Linked DNA regions of Homo sapiens: region 2 is linked to region 1. A link is a loop called in an ENCODE intact Hi-C map of the cell type or tissue named here. Cell type or tissue: Caco-2. All regions are shown on one strand. Links, peaks and the distances in the headings refer to the core of each region. The heading gives the core; the rest is flanking DNA. Region 1 overlaps FAT1 (FAT atypical cadherin 1). Region 2 overlaps FAT1 (FAT atypical cadherin 1).

The links. A loop is a pair of places that touch in the nucleus more often than their neighbours do. Peaks named below come from ENCODE experiments on the same cell type or tissue, not always from the same donor. Only the 100,000 strongest peaks of a DNase experiment are listed, where the experiment ranks them.
Region 2: a loop joins it to region 1, with 9 times the contacts of the local background. A loop is called at or near these places in 2 of 110 quality-filtered maps.

The regions. Positions count from the first base shown.
Region 1 is chr4:186,620,789-186,623,609 of GRCh38, forward strand. It overlaps FAT1 (FAT atypical cadherin 1), which reads right to left. Exons shown (of 27, transcript NM_005245.4): 10 at 1-987. Among named protein-coding and RNA genes, the nearest start is that of MTNR1A, 67 kb to the left of the region's middle. RefSeq lists enhancers at 913-1,082, 1,340-1,509 and a cis regulatory region at 998. In Caco-2, for the core only: no CTCF peak of the experiment used is centred there; a DNase peak (open chromatin) is centred at 1,613.
Region 2 is chr4:186,683,516-186,686,336 of GRCh38, forward strand. The region is part of intron 2 of FAT1 (FAT atypical cadherin 1); the gene reads right to left. Among named protein-coding and RNA genes, the nearest start is that of FAT1, 39 kb to the right of the region's middle. In Caco-2, for the core only: no CTCF peak of the experiment used is centred there; DNase peaks (open chromatin) are centred at 1,556 and 2,375; H3K4me3 peaks cover 767 bases.

The DNA of each region.
Region 1 (2,821 bases), core at 221-2,720:
TCTTGTAGTCCATAGAAAACTTCTCCCCGATGTTGCCTTCGGTGATGGAGTAAATCAACTGTGAGAATGCACTTGAATCAGCATCTGTAGCATTTACTGTGATGACTTTTACTCCTTTGTATGTTGGTAACAAAAGAGATGCTTCATATAATGGCTTGGCAAACACAGGGGGGCAGTCATTAATGTCAATTACATGTACTGTTACATTCGCTGCATACTCAGCAAATAAACGTGGGGTTCCCATGTCATGCACTTGGACGGTAAAGTGAAAAATACTTGTTTCTTCATAGTCCAGACTTAGTACTGTATGAATAGCACCAGTGCTAGAATCAATAGCAAAATATGTGTGTACAGATGGTTCAACAATGTGATATACAAGCAAAGCATTTGAGTCTTTATCAGCATCAGCTGCTCGAATCACCAGTGGGACATTCCTGTCTGTTAGGACCACGCTGTTAATTGAGGCTGATTCACTAATGAGTCCTGTATATTCTGCCTGCATAAAAACTGGCGCGTTGTCATTCTCATCCTGCAAGTGAACTAGAACCGTTGTATTAGTGGACAAACCAGCCATGTTAGTTCCTTGTATTATCAATGTGTAAATGGGCAAAGTTTCAAAGTCCAGGGCTTTCTGAGTGATGATAGTTCCAGAATGTGGATTAATATCAAAAGCATCACCTGTATTTCCATCTTTTATTTCATACACCACTGATGATTGACTATGGGCTGTAACCATCCCAACGAAACTCCCAATGCTGACAGTTTCACTAAGTTCAACAGAATATTCTTTTGATGTAAACTTCGGAGAGGCGTTGTCAGCAATTGTGACAAAGATACGCACAGAAGTTATTTCACTCATTGGTGGACTGCCCTTATCTGTAGCTTTTACCATTAAATCATACTCCGCTTGGTTACTTCGATCTAATTCTTTGGCAGTTTTAATAGAGCCCAAGACAGGATCAATCATAAAAGAATTTCCAATATTTCCTGGAAGGAGAGGAAAAAATACATGTTACAGAAAAACACAAGGGGCAGTAGTAGTAGTAGTTAGAGAAACAGAAACAAAGTATCCTTAAAAATTATATTCTGAAATTAAGCAGAAACTCAGGGGATGTCAATATTTGAATGGAACCTTCAACTTGTTTTATTTTTATCCACCTAAAACCAGGTATACTTTACAGAATTTTGTCCATAAATGATGAAAAACAAAAAACAGAAGAAACAGCACTCTGCTCTTAGCGAAGCCAAAACTCCCTCTCTCGGCTGCACTGGGAATGTGTGGTGGAAAGACAAGGCTATCCTTCCACAAAGCAGTTGAGTGAGTCACTTTCCAGGAGTCCCTCAAAACACTTCTGGACCACATTTGTATTTTCAACGGTTATGACTTACAAATTCTTAAGATATGTATTCATTACGAAAGATTTCGATTCAGTAAGAAATTGACATCAAGCTTCAAGAGACAATTGTCCATGGATAAATGTGTGTAACCCACCCCACTTTACAGGTTTTGAAGATTGCAACAACATTCCCTTCTTATCTTTTTCAGGTCAACTTATCCTCTAGGTCAGTGGTTTTCCCCTGGGGGCAATTCTGCTCCCTAGGAGACATCTGGTAATGCCTGCAGACATTTTTGGTTGTCACTACTTGTCGGAAGAGGGTGCTCCTGGCGTCTCGTGGGTGGAGACCAGGGGTGTTGCTAAGCATCCTACAACGCACAGGACAGCCCTACACAACCAAAAATATCTGGTTCCAAATGTCAGCAGTGCTGAAGCTGAGAGGCTGCTCAAAGATAGAGTGTTTTACCTCCTTTTCTTTGGACCTTTTCAGGCTATACTGTATGTATCTTTAGCTGCAACCACAACTCCAGAATATTGTATAATTTTGTATCATCGACTGAATCTTCAAAGAAACAAGCAGTTCTCTACAGCCCTTTTGGATAAATCAGGGTGGCGTTGCAGGTTCTCAGGTTTAATCCATCCACGAGCCCATCCTTTTTCTGTTTCATGAACAAGCACCCAGAATTCACCATCCCTGTCATAGCACAGAATTTATTTTCCCCAAATGAACTATTATACTTACCCAAAACAAAGCTCACTTGCCACTTAACTGCTTTCTCAGATTCTTGCTCTAGGTTTGCCACGAGTGTGGCATTTCACAGACCAGAACTGCTCAGTGTGAGCTGCACACCAGGGATTCACCAAGCACTTTGTTCTCCACATCATTAACAGGAAACACTTCCTCTACAGTCTTCACTTCCTTCCTTTCATACATTTTCCAAAAATCCACGGCCATTTTTTAGAGACCAGATCCAGCCTGCTTTTCATTAAGTCTTACTGGCTCTGCATCCGAGCCCCAAGGCAGTGCCTCAGTCTGCAACAGGGTGGAGGCCCAGGGTTTCTCTAGGCCCTGACGCTCTGAGCTGAACCCTGGCCGAGAACTGGGTCCTGCTGCCTCTGCCAGGCTTTTGAGACACTAATTTCCGGCCTGTCTGTACTTATGAGTCAGTGATCCCAGGTCCTTCCTGATTGCATTTTTGGCCGTCGTCAGAACGCCAAGATCCTTTTCTCATCCCACCTGTACATCACCCTCACTGTCTAAAATTGTGACTGACTGCCTGGCCTGACACAGGAGACTGGGGCAGCCATGGTGACTCTCTTCATCCCTGCCCCTCAGACTTCCCTATGTCTGTACTCACCAGCTGACCTACCATATTTTATATTCATTCTTCTATATCCACTTCTCTCTTATTGTACAGGATAATCTTATCTTGCCGATGAAGCTTCAAATATGCAAGGCCTCATGTGGAGGAACGAAGAGACTA
Region 2 (2,821 bases), core at 277-2,776, 63 kb after region 1:
ACCCTCTCAAATCTTGCCTCTGTGAAATTTTCCGAAAGTTTTGCTTTCAAAGGCCACTCGTGATTTCTCCAAAGCCTTTTTCCTTCCAGGACCTACAGCAGGACTTGCAGCTGCTGACCTGCGGCCCCTGGAGCAGGCACACTTGCCACTCTTCTCCCTCCCACTCTCATTTCCCCACAACCTCCTCCTAGGGTTCTAGACTAGTCCAATACACGACTTCTCCCTGTGGTCATGGACCCATCAAGGATCACCAGAATGGAGAGCTTCATTCTGCTCCCTCTGGAGTTATTATTAATCCTTTTGGGTATCAGAGATCCCTATGAAAAATGTAAAAGTGGTTAAATTCCCTCAGTGATCCTTCCAAAAAGATTCAGAGGGAATTTTTTTTTAATCACAAAACATTGCATGTAATAGTTAACAAAACTGAGTTTTTCAGCTGTTTTTCAATAGCTACAAAACAGTAAGATTGCTACTTCATTAAATCCACCGAGCCAACACACAGGCATTACATAATTCACTTATCCAAATAATTGAATAAGTAAATTAACAGTTTAAATAGAACTATAAACATATGCTTACCTACTGAATAAAATAAGCCAGGATTTTTCTTGTTTACTGTATTTAAGAATGTATTAAATCTGTAAGAAATTCTTCATTACATAGGAGTCTTAACTGCCAACTCAGGTCATTATGAACTATGGGTATTTGACAATATTAAACTACATTCTCTTGTTGTTTAATCGTCTCATCTAGACTGAATCTCCTCTCCAATTATAACTATATCCAATCCCAGATGAAGGTCTCACTGCACAGTTATAGGAGTGCTTCCGTGCTGGACCCTGGGAAGGGGATGCTTTAGAAGGGCCAGGACAGTATCTGCGAGGGGCTGAAGGTACTCTTGCAGATTTCCTGTCGGCTCTCGTAGGAGACGTAGGACCATGAACTGTGCTCCTCCCCGGGATGCACCTGCCTCCGCCCGAACACTGCCATGCACAGAAAATGGAACTGACGCTCGGCCCGTTTTCAACAGAATGAAACAGCTACCACATTTCTTTAGGACACTTTAAATAATTACCATGTATTTTCTAAAGCAACTAACATTCCTCTCACAAGTGAATGACTGGATGTTAATCACTAACTTGGGGGATAAGAGGGAAAAAAAAAAAAACCCAAACTCCCTTTACCCCACCAGTATTAACGCAGCACAGTGAAACACTTTCAGACACGTAATACAAACAGGGTAACAATTGTTTTAATTTAACAAATTTAAACAAAAACGGTCACCTCTGGATAGGGCGTAACATATTAAACAGAGGAGGCGTGGTTTTCATTTGCTACTCTGTTTAGTTTTGACTAACTGGAAATGCTCATCTCTTCTTATTTCGGCAACTCCTTTTATGCCACAACCAAGTCATGAATTCAGGAAGGAAGCAGGCAAGTCTGATTTGTGCATGAAACATTATCTAAAGGGAAGAAAGTCAGCCAGTGCCCTCGCTAATCCCTTGGGCAAGAAAGGTAAAGTATACAGCCACAGTCTCAAAGCCAGAGTGACACAGGAGTAACCAGGAGCGCACATTCCTGCCTTATCTGGCGTTACTTTGATTCACCTCACCTTTCTTTCATGACAGGAAGGGCACTCCAAGGGCATTACACTGAGATCAAACAAAGCATTCCAGAAAGGCAAAGGCTCTTCTCACAGGGAAAGGAAGAATAAGTCTTACATTTCATGAATGAATAAGCTGTAACGAAACATTTCTATATCCTTAAATAAAATGTCCAATAGCTGATAGGATACGGAACCGTAGAGAACGTTAAACCACCACCACAATAAGAGCAACTTAGCCAAACCCCTCTATTTTTCAGTAACACCATAAAATATATGAAGGTTAAAAATTCCTATCTCAAATGAAACATCTTCACTAAGATTTTCTAAAATTCACAGCAGAGTTTCTAACCAGCATATGTGGCCTGGGGTTGCTTTAGTGTTTCTGATTATATTCCTTAGGTAAGGATTACGCAGTCAGTATTTTTTGACTCTGGTTAACTTTTCCTTTGACTGCATCTCAGAGGTTCCTTTAACTTTTCAAAGCACTTAACCAGTGGTTATTTTCAACCTGCATAATGCTTTCTACATATGGTATTCTACAATTAAAACATAACTCTGATTTCTATAAAACCAACATACATTTGGTTACTGTAAAAGACAGTCAAGACATCTGTAAGAGACTCGTATTCCCTTCAACTGAGGTGAGCATTGCTCTCTCTACTAAAAAAGAGAATACTGGCAGGTCCTGAGCTTTGCTCTATCTGGTAGGTTGCATTTGTAGATGAGTCCGTCTCTAAGCAGCCAGCAAGCTGTAAGCACACCGGTTGTGAGAATCTGTATAAGGAAATCTACTTCCCTCAGTTAAACTCTCTACACCAAAGTAAATTCATCAACCTCAGATTCCTACTCTAAATTCTTGGACTCTGACTCACTTATGACAATCCTGGAAGCTGGAACTCAAATATCTATGGGCAGTCAGCAAATAAAGGCCTGAAGAGCTGTAATCAACCAACTGTTCCATTAAAACAGACAACTACTGTCTGGTTTAGAAAAATAATGGATTTCTTACTTCCAGATGATTAAAGATGCATTCATTTGGTACTGCTGCCTTTAGAAGAGTTCCCCATGGTGCAGGAAGGCAGAAAGTTTGTGCACCATAATTATTTGAGAATTTTCACCCCCCCCCGACATTCTGAAGAAAACATGTAGCGATTTTTTTCCTGCATTCTTCCTCCACATTCATCATTTTATTGGTAAATCAGACTCTATATTGCA